2 separate regions of the Mus musculus genome follow, and region 1 is linked to region 2. A link is a loop called in an ENCODE intact Hi-C map of the cell type or tissue named here. Cell type or tissue: heart. All regions are shown on one strand.

Region 1 (8,000 bases), 220 kb before region 2:
AGACAGGATTTCTGACTTCAAGGACTGTTTTCCTTGAGCTCATTTTATCTTCTTCTTGCCCGAGCCAAAGCTGGCTGGCAGGTGTCTGCCTCCCACACAGCTCTCTCACATCCTCTGCAGCTTCTTTCTGTCACTCTCAGCTAGCTCACTCCTACCCAACCTGGAGTCACATGACCTCAGAGACTTTGCTGTGCACTTCTCCCCCAGATCTCTTACGACCTTGACAATCAAGAATTGGGTGTACAGGATGTAAACCAAGCTGTTGCTAGCATTGTTTTTCTTTTTCTTCTAGAGATAGAGTTTCACTGTATAACCCAACCTGACCTGGAACTTATTATACAGCCTAGGTTGGCTTTGAACTCATGGTAGCTCTCCTCCTTAAGCCACTGAAGGGCTGAAATGACAGACGTGAGCCACCATGCCAGGCTTCTGGCATAGATATTTAAATTATACTACATTTGAAAAAGTATACCTCCAGTTAAAACAATTTTGAAAATATAAACAAATACAAAGAAAATTTAAAACACACAATCTTATTACCCAGAGATAACCTCTGCTAATATTTTGGTTTATGTTTGTCCAGTCTTTTACTCAGAATCACAAAACCCACATGCTCCATTGTGAACAATAACCCCAGTGATCATCACGTTAGCTTGTGAGGTGGCTTGCATTTGCAACCCCCACACTGGGGAGGCAGGAGTTCAAGGCTTAATAGAGAGATACCATCTTACAACAAAGCAAGCAAACGACAACAACAACAACAACAACAACAACAAAGTGATCCTCACAAAATTTGCAATATACCAGCATTTGGGAGGCAGAGGCAGGTGGATCTCTACAAGTTCAAGGCCAGCCTGGTCTACAGACTGAGTTCCAGGCCAGCCAGAGCTACACAGAGAAACTCTGACTCAAAAAAGAAAATTGCCGGGGCTGGAGAGATGGCTCAGCGGTTAAGAGCACTGATTACTCTTCCAAAGGTCCTGAGTTCAATTCCCAGCAACCACATGGTGGCTCACAACCATCTGTAATGGGGTCTGATGCCCTCTTCTGGTGTGTCTGAAGATAGCTACAGTGTACTCATATACATAAAATAAATAAATCTTTAAAAAAAAAAAAGAAAATTGCCATTTTACAAGACACAAAACAGTCTTTCAAGATGATTATAACTGGGGCCTGTAGAAGACAGCTGTCAGTGAAGCATGGGGGCTGAGTCTGAGCTCCAGTGCATAAATACAGAGCTGAGTGTGAGGAGCACATGTGTTTCATGTGAGGAGTACTTGTGTTTCATTTGGGGAACACTTGTCATTTCAGTGCTGCAGAGTCAGACAGAGATGGGTGGATCCTGGGGGTTGCTGTTGGGCTAGCCTAGCATACTCAAGAAGCCCCAGGCCAGTGAGGGAACTTGTCTTAAAAAAGCAACCAAGATGGATAGCTCCTGACATTGTCCTCTGGCTTCCACACACATGCCCACATATGTGCATAAGATACAGCACACACATATGTAGCTAACTATACACAGATCTGCACATATATCACAAAAATTATTTTAATTGTATATGTTTATGGGGTACCATAGGATAATCTGACATGTGAATATACAGTAGGTGGTGAACAATCAGGGTGGCTAATATTTATATCTTCTTAAAACATTTTCAAAATCTTTAATTAATGGAATAACTGTACATATTTATAAATGACCATGCATATTTCAATACATGTATGCAATATATGATGACAAGGTATGGTGTGCTGGCTATTTTTTTAAATTTTTTTTGTCAACTAGATACAAATTACAATCATTTGGGAAGAAACATTACTCAATTGAGTAATGTTTCCTTCAGATTGACATGCAGGAAGTCCGTAGGAAAAAAAAGTGTTTTGTTTTTCATTAATGATTGATGTAGGAGGGTTGAGCCTACTGTGGGTTGTGATGTCCTTGGGCAGATGGTCCTGAGTCACAGAAGAAATCTGACTGAGCTGGCTATGGAGTAAGCACGGTTCCTCCAGGGTCTCTGCTTCAGCTCCTGCCTCCAGGTTCTGAATGCTCCAGGTGTCTGAGGCACCGTGCTGGTTCCTGTAGCTTCAGTTTCATACTCTACCTCTTTGCAACAGAGTCAAGGTTTTTACCCATCAATGCCTTCCCCATAGTAGGAGCTCAACACATGGTAAGAAACTAAAGGTCTCTTGACATAGTCTGAGGATCCTTACATGGTTACAGCAGCCACCACCTAGCAACCAGTGAGACTCTTCCAAACATGCAAAACAGTCACACAATTCATGTGTGAAAAGTAATGTATCCCCTCTCACACAAAAAACCTCACTTACTCTAAGTTATCAGCACAGCACTGCCTTCACCATGGGAATTTAAAAATAGATTGTGAGAAGAGGAGGAAAAGGGTGTCCTAGAGGCAGGCTGCCAGTCTGATTGAAGCAGGTGGCATGATCTGCCTTTCCATAAGGTGCCAGAAGGCTTCAAAAAGCATCCCTAAAGCACACAGGCCTACTGCTGCTTTCCTTAACATGTGCACATCCACACGCACCAAAAGTCTAATGGATCATGCCGCTGTCTTAAAGTTGAGGGAAAACATTTATCTTTTGAGCCATTAAAAGAAGACTTTGATGTCCCTAGAGAGTTTGGAAAAGCTTCTATAAAAAATGGCAATATGAGGGGCTGGAGAGATAGCTAAGTAGTTAAGAGCACTTGCTATGTTATCAGAGGACCTGGGTTTGATTCCCCAGCATCCAGGTGTCATTTCACACTCTTCTGGCCTCGGGGTGGCACTCACAGGGTGCACACACATTGCAGCCCAAACACTCATACACATAAAATAAAGTCCTTTAAAAAAATGATATGAAGCGGGGGGGGGGGGGGGGGGTAGTGGCGCACGCCTTTAATCCCAGCACTAGGGAGGCAGAGTCAGGCGGATTTCTGAGTTCGAGGCCAGCCTGGTCTACAAAGTGAGTTCCAGGACAGTCAGGGCTACACAGAGAAACCCTGTCTCGAAAAACCAAAACCAAAAAAAAAAAAAAAAGAGTTGGTAATGAATAAATAAATAAATAGATGCTAGATAAATAAATGAAGCTTTGTCGCCCCTGCTCCGTTGCTCAAGCTGTTTAATGTCTAAATAGTCCCACTTTTAGGAACTACTGAACAACTAAGCGGAAAGTAATGTCTCTCCTTCATCCTCTCACCGCATCCGGCTGTGGCTTGGCTTTGCGCAGGGGACCAGACTCGGTCCTTCGCAAGGCTGCTCTTCTCCCTAAGTTATGCATTCTTGGGGACCAGGGGCCGTGACCCGGATCGTGTCCATCGGGCACCAGGCGCGGAGTCAGGGCTCAGCGAGCCTGCTGAGGCAATGTGGAAAGTCACTCGGGGGAGGACCCGCGCTCGAGGCAATGATTCACCGGGTGTTTCTTCGCATTCCTTAAGGTGCAGTCACGTCGGCGCAGCACGCAGCCGCCCGGCAGCTACCTGTGGAGTGGAAGGGCAAGTCCACCTCCACCTCCGCGGCCGGCGCACAGCAGAGGCCCGGAGGGGGCGCGCGAACCCGCGGGAGGGCACTCGGCCGCCTCCCCGCCCCCTCTCGCGGCGGAAGCCCCGCCCCTCCGCGCGCCCGCCCTCCGCGCGCACCCGCCCTCGCCCTCGCGCCCTCGCGCCCTCGCGCCGGGGGCGGGCTCGCTGCGCGTGCCGGGCGGGGAAGCGGCGCGAGCCGGCGCCGTTCCGTTCGCCGCGGGGGCGGCTCCGGGGCCTGAGTGGGCGCCGCCGCCTCAGTCGCTGCTTGCTGCTTCAGCCGCCTCAGCCGAGGGGGCCGGGTTGGAGGAGGCTGCGGCCGCCGGAGAGCCACGCGACGGCCCCTCAGCTCCGGCCGGGAAGCGAGCCAGGTGGGGAGTCCGCCGGGGCTGGAGGAGCGAGAAGGAGGGCTGCGGGGTGGCGGAGTGCGCGGCCCTGGAGCGGCGACCCTTGGGAGACAGCACGCCGGGCCGGGGAGGGCTCTCCGGTCACCCGCGCGCGCGGGGGCCCGCGGAGCGCAGAGCCGGGCTGCGCGCGCTGCTGATGCATCCTGAGCCCGGCTGGCGGGGAGGAGGCTCCGCGTTAGGTGCTGAAGGGGGCGAAGGCGGCAGGTCCTGGCAGAGGGCAGGTGAGGTAGGCAGGCCCTGGCAGAGGGAAGGGAATTCATTCCAGATCACCTCTCAGTGTCCCCCGAGGCTCCCGGTAGACGAACCTGTCCACCCAGGTCACCCCTGTTGGGCACAGTGTCCGGAGAAGAGGGAGGATGCAGCTGACGAATGCTTGCTGTTAAATTTCTGTGCCAGGCCTTAGGGAATCAGGGAGACCTTCCAGCATTCTCTGCAAGCGTTTATTGATTAGCTACGGAGCAGGAGAGAACCGCGGTCAGCGCCTGGGTCACGACTTTATCACTCTCAGCCATCTTTTGCTGTTGAAGTGCTGACAGTTCGGCTGTGAAAGTATGCACACAAAATGTAAAGTGCTCTATTTCATGTTTCCTGTTCTGTTCACTTCAGGTCCCTTTAGGATTTTCCCAGCCCTGGGAAACTGGAGCCGTAAGTTGCTTGGTTTGTGGAGAAAGTAAGATAGTTGAGGAAAGCTGGTGGGAACTATTGAGAAGAGATTTGAAGGATCTTACTGACATTTAAAAGAGGGGTGGGGAGGGGGAGAAGAAATCTGGAAGAAGAATCTTGCCTTCCCAGCTAGAATTAAGCTCCGTGCCTGTTTTCTGTTCAGTCCTCCGGATGTGGCCTGGATCCCAGCAGCCCTACAGTGGATGCCCACTGCAGAATGGATGGAGGAAGCAGGGGCTTGAGTGTCAGTCTCTGTAGAGTTAGGGATGATCGCTGGACTTCCTTTGGTCCTCGGATTCTCTTTTTGCCTCTTCAGGTAACCCAGGCACTGGTAGGTTAAAACAGTGGCTTAGGTGGCAGACTCCGGTGGCCTGTGGCCACTCTTCTTCATCCACGTGGTTCTTGCATGTTGTGCACCAGGAGCTTAATCTCTGGGTGGTGCTCTGGTCTTTTCTCTCTTTGGCTTTTTTCTGGTCGTTTGAGGAGGATGGGAGGGTGCTTTTGCTTAGAGAACACTTTATAATTTCTGTCCTGCCTCTCGGATCTTGGTTCTGAAGGGAGAGAATGCTTCTTTCTGTCTCTTTAGTTCTGTAAGGGCTGGACTTCTGTCCTCCACCTTGCCTGGACTCTCCAGTCCCAGGCTGCTGCTTCCTTTCCCTCGCTTGCAGTGCCTGTTGGATTACTTTGCTTGCCAAAGTAAAACTTGACCTTTTATGTGTTCTCTGAGGATTTTTAGCAGACTTAAGTGGAGCTACCTCTGAAGGGGTTGTGCAGTCAAGGTGGTGCTGGCAGAGTCTTTATGTTCACTGAATTTTGCCCAGGAGACAGAATTTCTACTTAAAGTATTAGCGTGCAGAGGATTTCCGTTTATCATTTATTTCATGTCTTGGATGTTAACATAACTGACTCCTCATATAAAAAATGAGAGCAATATTAATCCAGACTTGTCATTGCATGTATAATAAGCCTTCATTTATTTTATTTTAATTACTCTGTACTTCAGAGTATAATCATTAAGTTTCGATTAGGTTTTGTTTTAGGGTGCCTTGTTTCAGGCACTTCTAACATTTTATTTAGATATTTAATTTACATTTATTTGAAAATAAACCCTCTGTCCCCGGTTTTTTTTTTTTTAAATAGGCTCTTGCTGAATAGCTCCAGCTGGCTTGGTACTCGATATACTGTAGCCCAGGTTGTAAGCTGGCTTTGAACTTATGGCTATCCTTCTATTAGTCCCTTCTGTGAACCACCATACCTGATTAAAACAAACCTTTTCTTTCGTCTTTTGTCTTTTTCCTTTTTTTTTTTTTTTTGATAGGGTCTCTCTGTGTCATTCTGACTAACTTTGAACTTGTCTATCCTCCTATCTATGTGCCCTGGAATTACAGGTGTGCACTACTGTGCTGTCTTGATGTGTAGTTTACATAGGATGAGATGGGTAGATTTTGCATGTTGAGCTGGGTGTTTATAAAATGGTACATATTGTGGGTGTGGCGGCGCATGTCTTTCCATCTCAGCCCCTGGGAGGCAGAAGCGAGTTCATTACTTCACAGTGCCACCACTGCCTGGCTCTGAATGGTTTTTAATGGAACCCAGAGAATGCTTTTAGATTTGTTACAAGAAGATATCTAGGGCAGTGGTGGCACAAGCCTTTAATCCCAGTACTAGGGAGGCAGAGGCAGGTGAATTTCTGTGTTCGAGGCCAGCCTGGTCTACAAAGTGAGTTCCAGGACAGCCAGAGCTACACGGAAAAACCCTCAAAAGACAAAAAAAAAAAAAGTTTATTTTCTCTGGCACTTCTTTTAATCTGAAAGAGAAAAGAATAAGAATTGGAGGGCTGGAGAGATGGCTCAGTGGTTAAGAGCACTGACTGCTCTTCTGAAGGCCGTGAGTTCAAATCACAGCAACCACATGGTAGCTTACAACCATCCATAATGACATCTGATGCCTTCTGGTGTGTCTGAAGACAGCTACAGTGTATTTACATAAAATAATAAATCTTTAAAAAAAAAAGAATAAGAATTGGAGGAAGGGTATTTGAGGATTTTCCTGAAATGAGCAAGGGAGTTAGGTTTGTTTTTGTTTTTAATTAAAGGTGTAATTGACTGTATTAGTCACGGAAGTCTGATTGATTTTTCAGGAGACTGTGTATTTGCACATGGCTTTCCAGAGTGCTTTGTGTGCCTGTGTCTCTGCTTGTGTGTGCTAGTGCATGTGGAGGCGAGAGGACAACCTGGGATGTTGTTCCTGGGGCACCACACACCTTGGTTTCTGAGCTAGCTTCTCTTACTGGCTTCAGGTTGGCAGATTTGGCTGGTCTGCCTGGCTTGAGAGCACTGAAGAACTACCTGTCTCTGCCTTCTCAGGGCTGAGAGTATAACAGTTTGTCACCAAGCCTGGGTTATTAATTTACTTATCTCTTTGCTTATGTATGTGTGGTGTGTATGTTTATATGTGGAAGCCAGAGACCGATGTGTGGTGTCTTCCTTGAGTTCTTCTCTGCCTTACTGCAAGCAGGTCTCTCACCTGAATCCAGAGTTTGCTGATTTAGCTAACCTGTAAGGGCCATTTCAAATATCCAAATCCCAATTCTCACACTGTATGACCACTGCTTTACCCTACTGCACTTTCTCCATCCAGCCCCAAGCATTTTTAAAAAACATGGTTCGTGAATTCAGATCTTGGTGTCCGCAAGGCAAGTGCTGAGCCAGCTTCCTAGCCCATACCTGAATGCTTTGATGTGACTGATGGCTCTTTTCACACTTACTGCGAGTGCTCAGATGCTCTGTCTCTCGCTCTGCTCTAGTCTGCGTGCTGTGGTAGTTACTCTGCCTCTGCTTGCAGACCATGTCCAGCTCTGTAGCACAGTGCTTTCCCAGGACAGGACAGACAGGAGGATTCTTGTTGTCCTCTCCCCCACATCTCATCGAGGGCATCACTGTTTTGGGAATTTCCTTACTTTTTCATTTATTCCTGCTTGCTTTGCAAAGGTGGAGAGGGAAGGCTTACAGCCACATCATTGACTACCTAAAGTAACTGCTTCATAATCTTAGGTCTTAATCTCCCCAGCTAGTTATAACACCCACAGTCCTGACTTGCTCCTAAGGCCTGTTTTGCACAGGCCTGATTTCTTCTAGGTTTTTTTGGTTTTTTTGTTTGTTTGTTTTATCTTTTGAGATGGGGAGGGTCTTGCTGTATTGCCAAGCTGACCTTGAACTCAGCATCCTTTTGTTTCAGCCTCCTGAGAGCTGGGATTCCAGGCAAAGCCACACCAGGCTGTTTTAAGATCTGTCACTTCTTCAAAAGTTGGGAGGTGACAGGCATGGGAAAAGGTGCTGTAGACAGGGTAAGGAGCAGATTAGACAGTTATGTTTTATTAATAAGTAACCCAACCGTTGACACTTCATCTGTGTATCTGA
Region 2 (8,000 bases):
AAATGTGCATATGCAGGACCGTGAGTACCTTCCCTATATTATTTTCCCTAAACAGGAAAAGGCAGAGATTGTGAGTCTCTGTGTAAACCAGGTGGTTTCTCACTAGGGTCACTCACTCTGCTTCAGGGAACCAGTAGATCTGTATTAACATCTCAGGGCCCCATTAAGGTCCTCTGAGGGGTTACCCATCCTGTCCTGAGCAGGCCTTCCTTACATGAGAAGACTTGCCTGAGACTCTGTAAGGGGATCTCCAAGTGCAGTCAGCACTACAGAGAGGCTGTGACATTCCCACTGCCGCATGAGATGTAAGGCAGAGCAGAGCATCATAGAACTTGACAGCTCAGGAAACTGAAGTCAAGGCCTCACATGGGCCAGGGCCACCCAGAGAGGGGTTGGAAGAGCTCCCAAAGGGGCCAGTGATGCCTTCCAGACTCCTGTCAACATGCATCATGACAACTAGTTCCAATGGAGAAGAGAATCCTGGACAGGGAACTGGGTGATGAGGACACTCCTCCAGACCACTCACTCTATACCCAGTCAAGGCTGAAGAAGCATCAGCCCTTAGTCCTTGCCTCCTTCATCCCCTGACTCACCCCCAGGTCTACTTCCAGGTAACAGAGGCTAACTGTCATTTCACAGGTTCCAGATGACTAATTATCCTAGAATTGTCCTGTCCAGTGAATAGTCTGAACTTAGCTGACCAAACAAAGAGGATCCCCCTGCTCTGTGCTTACTTAAAGTCCCCTGCAAAATTAGGTGAACAAGCAGGGCCTATTACAATGCCTCCCACAGTGGGAATCCTAGGTCCTAGAGACCAGCTAAGTGTAATAATGCAGCCCTCTACTGAGGCAACTGGGTGGGGCTGTAAAAGGCAATCAGAGAAAGTGACGCCTGCTCATTGCCAAGCCAGGACATAGGGAAATGCCAAGGGAACAAAAATCCAGCCAGGAGTAAATAAAGCAGTACCAGCACCTGAGAGGCGCAGCCATGCAGCCTCCATCCATGCTGCTCCATCCTCCATCCATGCTGCTCTGCTCAGCTCCTTTAGTATCTTTATGGGGTTTGGTTTGGTTTTGTCTTTTAAAATCATGTTTGGAGTAGAAAATTCCTCCTAGGGAAAAACTTGGCTTCCCTGGCTCCTGCCTTTGAAGATTTGCTGTCACTACCCTCACTGGCAAGGCTCTGAGGTCCCTTTCAGTCTGAAGGGCTGTGGTGATGTCAGCATACCCCAGCTGCTTTCAATTAAGCCCCTTGAGCTGAAGAGCAAATGGCTTTAGCTAGTTGATTTTCCAAAGGGTCAATCTTATTTTGAACCAACGTGTCAAAACAAAATCAACCCAACCACAACACATACTAAGCAAATAAATACATCTCTTCTCAGATTCCCTTTAAAAACTGCAAGTGTGTAGCAAGAGGCAGCGTGTGGCTCAGCCCTCCGCTTGAGCTCAAGGAGAGACAGAGTTCTGTTTCAACTCCTCCAAAGTAGCGGGCCAAGAATTGGCAACAAAACAGAGCCTGGCTTGGAGTCATGTGATGATGCTGGCCCAGCACTGGAGGCTGTCTAAAGTAAAAGCCTTGCCCCACCTGTACCGACCTTTACCTGACCACTGGTTGTACAAACTAGGAAGGACACATGGCCTACAGAAGTAGTTGGCAGAGGCTAGAAAGGACAATGGTGAACCTTCAGAAAGTGGGGTGCTAGTACCCCCATACTGTTGGTATCGCCTTGCTGCTGTCTGCTGCTGGGAGGAATGCTTAGCGCACAGCTTCCCAAGTCATTAGGCTAAAGAAGTGGGTACTGCTTTGTGACTGGGGTCTACATATGAAAGTAGAATATGAAGAGGCTCAAAAGACCAGGAGGGCCTTTTCAAAAACAACGGGCTGCAAATGGTGAACTGTCAAGAGATTTTACATGACGCAGACTTACAGTTTTCTTCTGGAAACATCACACTAGCTCTGCTGCTCTTTCTTTTTTTTTTTACTTTTTTTTTTAATTAGGTATTTTCCTCTCTGCTGCTCTTTCAATTCATACAAAGACCACCTTGCTGTTCTTGGATACACACCTCTATAAACACACGTTGTTGGCCATGTGTCCTGGGACAAGGTACTCAAGGTACTCCATTGGCATGCTGCATCCTCCAAGACCCTCCAACACAGAAAACCTCCCTCACCATCCCCAGGCAGCAGTCCAGAGGTGACCACCCGCTGAGGAGTCAACAGACCACATCAGTTCACCAGCAAACATCTATACCCACAGGCATCCGGCCCTTTTACTGGGGCCACCTCTATGATGAGGCAGAGAAGGCCTGCTGCTGAGTCAGACATAACTGCCCCAGTCAGCTGCTCCTGGAGCCCACCATCAGCATGCCTTCTGCTGCCAATGCTGAGGCTGGGGAGTTCCAGTGGCAAAAGTCTCATACCCTTAATCTACATGCAGATCATGTGATTCTGTTTTGTGTAAAATTTGCATAGGTCAGAGGGTGGTGGTCATGGAAGATGTGGCCTTTACTCCCCTGTAGTAATGGCAGGCCTGAAATGACCCATTGGGGTGGCTCAGCCAGAAAGGGGGAGGGAGGAAGGTAGGGAGGGAGAGACCCGGGAGCAGGTGTGTGTGTGTGTCGGGGGAGGGGGAGTCCGTTAGAGTTGAAAATGCTTGTAAAACCCATACTAGGAAGGTTGAGGCAGAAGGATTACCCAGAGTTGTCTGCCATCCTGAGCTACAGAGTGAATTTCAGGCCAGCCTGGAGTACAGTGTCGAGGCCATCTCAAAATAAATAAATAAATAAATAAATAAATAAAATAAACAAACAAAACAAAGAAAGAAAGAAAAAGGAAAAAGAAAGAAAGAAACTGAAGACAGGATGTGGATGAGAAGTCATAATCACGAGCCTAACAGCCAGCCTGGCTCGGTCCTCTTGGCTCTGCCCTCATGAGTTTTGCTTTGTTCTCAGGACACCCTTGCAGATCACCGGGACCCTGCGGCTTTGTACCATGAGTTCCTCTGCCTTCCAGAAGCCAGCAAGCTTCCCAAGACATACTAGGGGTTCTTCAGATACCTATATTTATAATGTCTATAACTTACATTATAAAGCAGATTAAATTTCTACCTGTTAGCACTCATGAAATGATACACCCACCAATGTGTGACAAAGTACAAAGAACAATTCCTTTAAAAGAAAACAACAGAGAGGGGCTGGTGAGTTGGCTCAGTGGTTAAGAGCGCTGACTGCTCTTCCAAAGGTCCTGAGTTCAAATCCCAGCAACCACATGGTGGCTCACAACCATCCGTAACAAAATCTGATGCTCTCTTCTGGAGTGTCTGAAGACACACTACAGTGTACTTACATAATAAATATATAAATAAATATTAAAAAAAGAAAACAACAGAGAAACCCAGTCTCAAAAAAAAAAGAAGAAGAAGAAGAAGAAGAAGAAGAAGAAGAAGAAGAAGAAGAAGAAGAAGAAGAAGAAGAAGAAGAAGAAGAAGAAGAAGAAGAAGAAAGAAAAGAAAACAACAAGAGTCTGGCAGTGGTGACACTCGCCTTTAATCCCAGCACTTGGGAGACAGAGGCAAGCAGATTTCTGAGTTCGAGGCCAGTCTGATATCTAGAGTTGAGTTCCAGAACAGCCAGGGCTATACAGAGAAACCCTGTCTAGAAAAAAAACAAAAACAAAAACAAAACAACAACAACAAAAAGAAAAAAGAAAATATCCCGGAACTTATACCTTTCCCCAGCTTCCCAGAGCACCCCGAGGCTCTCTCCTCTGTATGTGCCTCTGACCTATCCATTCCCAATCCAGACCCCTGGATCACCTTCATCTAACCTCAGCCCATCTACACTGGCCCAGGTCTAACCTAGGCGCAGTGCTCCAGAGCAGTGGAACCCCACACTTCCCAGACACCAGTCACATCCCCTTCCTCCCCAGTTCTGTCTCATGTGGAACAGGGCTGGCAGGGCCAGATCTGCACCAATCAACATACTGCAGCCAGTGTCCATCGCATTGTCAGAATGTGGACGCTAACCATCACCTGTGGAAAAGCACCCATGAAAACACCTTCCCTGGCTCACACACTGGGCAGAGGCTGAGAGAAAGACGGAAAGGGGAACGCCTGGGACTCACCCCCAAACCTCAGTTGTCTTATAAAAACGTCGACAGCCAGGCATGATGGCTTCCACCTGTCATCTCAGCACTGAGAAAACTGAGGCAGAAGGATTGCCTGTCTCCAAAATAAATGAGTACAAATAAATATTACACGAAAATAAACAAACAGTGCATCTCTTTTAAATAGGTCCCACCAGGGATTTTTCTCGTCTGTTGGTTCGTGAGGTTTTCATAAACGTACGACAAATGGGAAACTTGGCTATTTATAGTCTTAACAAATTGCCATTATTTAAAAAAAAAAAAAAAAAAAAAAAAGGATTGTCCCCGAGGAGTAAGCACACCACAAACGTTCTCTTCATTAGGAGTAAGCCAGCTCCTCCTTATGACCGCGTCCCCTACCACAGGTCCTCTGGGCTTGTCCCTTCATAGTCCGAGCCCAGCCAATTAGGAGCCAATTTTTTGATGTCCCGCCTCCTCCGCGACAGGCAAATGTATGCTCCGCCCCTCCACCAGCGCCACCTGGAGGTTGAGGAGCGAATGTGCGGCGTCTGCGCAGAGAGTACAGGGCCCAAGTGAATCCGTGCGAGTCCGATGCGTGGCTTGCTGCGGGATTTTTTCGGGCGGAGCCTCCAGGAGCTGTCACCAGCGCCTTCAAGCCTCGGTGCTCAGCTAGTTGTGTTGTAAATTATATCCTCTATCCCCTCGAGGTTTTTTGTTTTGTTTTGTGCCTCCCCTCCCCCAAGGATTTGCTAAAGGAAAATTGGCTCAGAAAAGTGACCAGAAAGCCTTATTTTCCAGAAAGCCTTATTTTTTTTTTTCTTGGCCATTTATTCACTGTCTAAAATAGGCTGGCCTCTAACTTGCAGCGTTCATCATGTCGGTGGGAGTGATGGAGCATTTAAAATGGCTCCTGAAGCCAGGTGTGGGGACACATGCATGCAGTCCCAACATTTGCTTCTCATGATGGACGAGGCTTGGAGTCGAGAGGGGTGGTAGCCTTTTCCCTGGTGGGACGGCCAAGACATCGCCAGCTCCTCCCCTAGAGAGACTGACTGGAGACCCTCGAACTACATCAAGCACAGAACTGACACAGCCAGGGTTCACTCTGCCCCCGATTCTTTTTTTTTTTTTTTAAGATTTATTTATTTATTTAATGTAAGTACACTTTAGCTGTCCTCAGACACTCCAGAAGAGGGAGTCAGATCTCATTACCGATGGTTGTGAGCCACCATGTGGTTGCTGGGATTTGAACTCCTGACCTTCGGAAGAGCAGTCGGGTGCTCTTACCCACTGAGCCATCTCACCAGCCCCGGATTCTTAACCTAAATGGAGAAATGAATGTTTCCTTTGAATAACTCAGTGACCCTCAGGAGAATAACCTCCACCCCAGCTTTCTTTGTCCAGATGTGGTGGGGTGTACCTCCGTAAGGTGGGAGAGTGCCAGAAAAAGTGTCTTTATTGAGTACCTACAAAGAGGGACAAACCCTAAGTTCCTTTTTGGAATAGGTGCCACCCGGGAACCCCAAGAGTTTTAGCTGTGGCATATTGTACATCTGTTTTGCACAAAGGAAAATACTCCTTTAGACTCTTTTCCAATCATGTCTTTCTTGGGGGGGGGGCAGATGGAGAGTGTCATGGAGTAGGAGAGAAAGACAGGGGCATGTTACTTGAGAAGTGGAGGAGGGCTTGGCTCACCAGGGTTTAGGGAAGAACTCCAGGGCCAGGCTTCTCTCTCCCTGTAGGTGTGGCATTGGCTTAGGAAACTCCAGGGAGACCTGCCTAGCCAAGGGGAGAAGCCATAGAGCACATAGTCCCTGCTTAGGGGCAACCTTAATTATGTCAACCACAGCTCCAAGATTCCCACAGGGTAGGAGCTCAGTAGATGGTGGTAAACCATTCCCTAAGGCTACTGGGAATAGTTCTAGGGTCCACAGCAGCCTCTCCCCTTGAGTACCCAAGTTAGACCTGGAAGAACCAGCAGAAAACCCAGGATCCACGACATCTGACTCCCTACTCCATCACTTCTTGGGCTAGAGGCTCAAATTCTCTGGATTCTGAACCCCAGAGGCCTGTGCTGGGGGCTCCACTGGGAAGTATAGAAAGCTCCTTATTCCTGGCCTGGTGTTACCTAACACCCAGCCTTGGTTGCCTTGCAGTTCCTGTGTCACCTCTCACCTGCCTGTTCCTGGCTCTTTCTTTCCCTAGGGCTGCAGGGACCTTAGCTCCTGGTTTCTGACTCTACATTTGTGGAATGATTTTGCCTCCAGTGAGCCTCTGGGTGCCCAGGGCAGGCAGGTTTTCCAGGTGCTGCTCAGATTCCAAGTACCTGGAATACCACGGGGAAGAAGATAGAGGAAGGGAAGGCTGGGTTAGACTTCCCCAAGAAGGAACAGAGCTGTGAGCCCAGGGCCATCTGGAGTCCTCTGGGAATTTCCTGTAGGCATAGGCCACAGTTGGAAGAGGTCTGGTCCTGGCTCTGTCACTGACTTGCCACCAAGAACTCCTTGGGCTTTAGCATTATCCCTAGAATGGACATCACAGTTGCTAGCCTGCCCGCCCACCCGCCTGCCCGCCCGCCTGCTGGTGTGACAGGGATGGATCAGGACTCCTCATCCCTCTGGCCTTCTATGAGACAGGGCAGAAAGAAAGTGTGTGTCCATGAATCATGGCAGAGTTGGTAGCATATGACGAAGGCTGTCTACAAGCCGAGCACAGTCCCAGGCACTAGGTGCCTTTGTTTAACTCTAGCAGCCCTAAGAGGCAAGGCCAACTCCCAATAGCAAAGTTATCAAGATCACTACAGCCAGCGAAGGCCAAGTCCTCAGGAAAGTGCATATTCGCCTAAAGCAAAGGCCTGCCCTTGAGTCTAGGCCACCCTGAGACAACTCTGGTGAGAACTCTGGAGTGGGGAAAAGGACCTTGCTAGGCACCCAGTCCTGTTTATTACTCTGTCAAGCTTCTGTGTGGGCCTGGGAAATTTAGTTAAATTCTCTAACCTTTCGTGCTCACATTCTTGGATTTCCACGTCCAAGTTTCTTGGCTCATGTTCCTTCCTTTAAAGCCCGCTGAGGGTCTCAGCAGCGCACCCTCTTCTCCTCCAGGACCCCATGGCGCAGGACCCTATGACTGCAGACACCACAGGGTCTCCTCCTCACCCCAAGGCCTGTTGACCCACAGTCTTCATCATCCTAAAGTCAAGCAGAGCAGCCTACGGTCGAGAACTTGGGAGGCTGAGTAGCATTGATCCAAGCTCAAGGCTAGCCTGAGAAATCTAGTGAGTTTGAAGGCCAAGCTGGGCCAGAGAATGAGATTCTGTCTCAAAACAAAACAATAAGACAGTGACCCTCAGCTCCAGTCCACCAGCAGGTGACCCGACATCTCCATAATTTTCAGCAATTAGGAACAAATAGGTTCTCTCCAGTGACATGATAAGCCAATTCAAGCCAAATTAAAAGTTTAAAAAAGAAAGAAAGAAAGAAAGAAAGAAAGAAAGAAAGAAAGGAAGAAAGAAAGAAAAGAAAAAAAAGCCTATTTATTTGGTGGCAGCTCTTGGGCAAGTTCACTGGTCACAAGGAATGGGGAAATCACCATGCAGACTGGGAAACAGAGAGGGGCTGGAGAGAGAGAGAGAGAGAGAGAGAGAGAGAGAGAGAGAGAGAACGAACAGGTGTGACACACATAGGGAGAGAGAAATGCAGAGAGAGGAGACAGGTCTAGATTATATAGGGAAAGGAAGCTCAATCCCTGTGATGGAAAGTTCAGGGGAGAGGATGTGGTATGTCAGCCATGCCTTGGAACAGTAGAGACTACTGAGGGATGCTGGGGAAACCTGGAGGACAGGTCCACTTTGATATATTAAATCAGCACCTCCAGGGTCTTGTCCAGGGTCTGAAATC

The links. A loop is a pair of places that touch in the nucleus more often than their neighbours do. Peaks named below come from ENCODE experiments on the same cell type or tissue, not always from the same donor. Only the 100,000 strongest peaks of a DNase experiment are listed, where the experiment ranks them.
Region 1: a loop joins it to region 2, with 2.2 times the contacts of the local background. A loop is called at or near these places in 2 of 42 quality-filtered maps.

Annotation. Positions count from the first base shown.
Region 1 is chr12:3,568,766-3,576,765 of GRCm38, forward strand. Dtnb (dystrobrevin, beta) reads left to right here and starts at 3,626. Exons shown (of 18, transcript NM_001162465.2): 1 at 3,626-3,882. In heart, a CTCF peak has its summit at 3,508; a DNase peak (open chromatin) is centred at 3,656; H3K4me3 peaks cover 2,138 bases; H3K27ac peaks cover 1,423 bases.
Region 2 is chr12:3,787,377-3,795,376 of GRCm38, forward strand. No RefSeq gene overlaps it. Among named protein-coding and RNA genes, the nearest start is that of Dnmt3a, 16 kb to the right of the region's middle. In heart, a CTCF peak has its summit at 4,647 (motif pointing left); DNase peaks (open chromatin) are centred at 1,517 and 4,565; H3K4me3 peaks cover 1,184 bases; H3K27ac peaks cover 1,891 bases.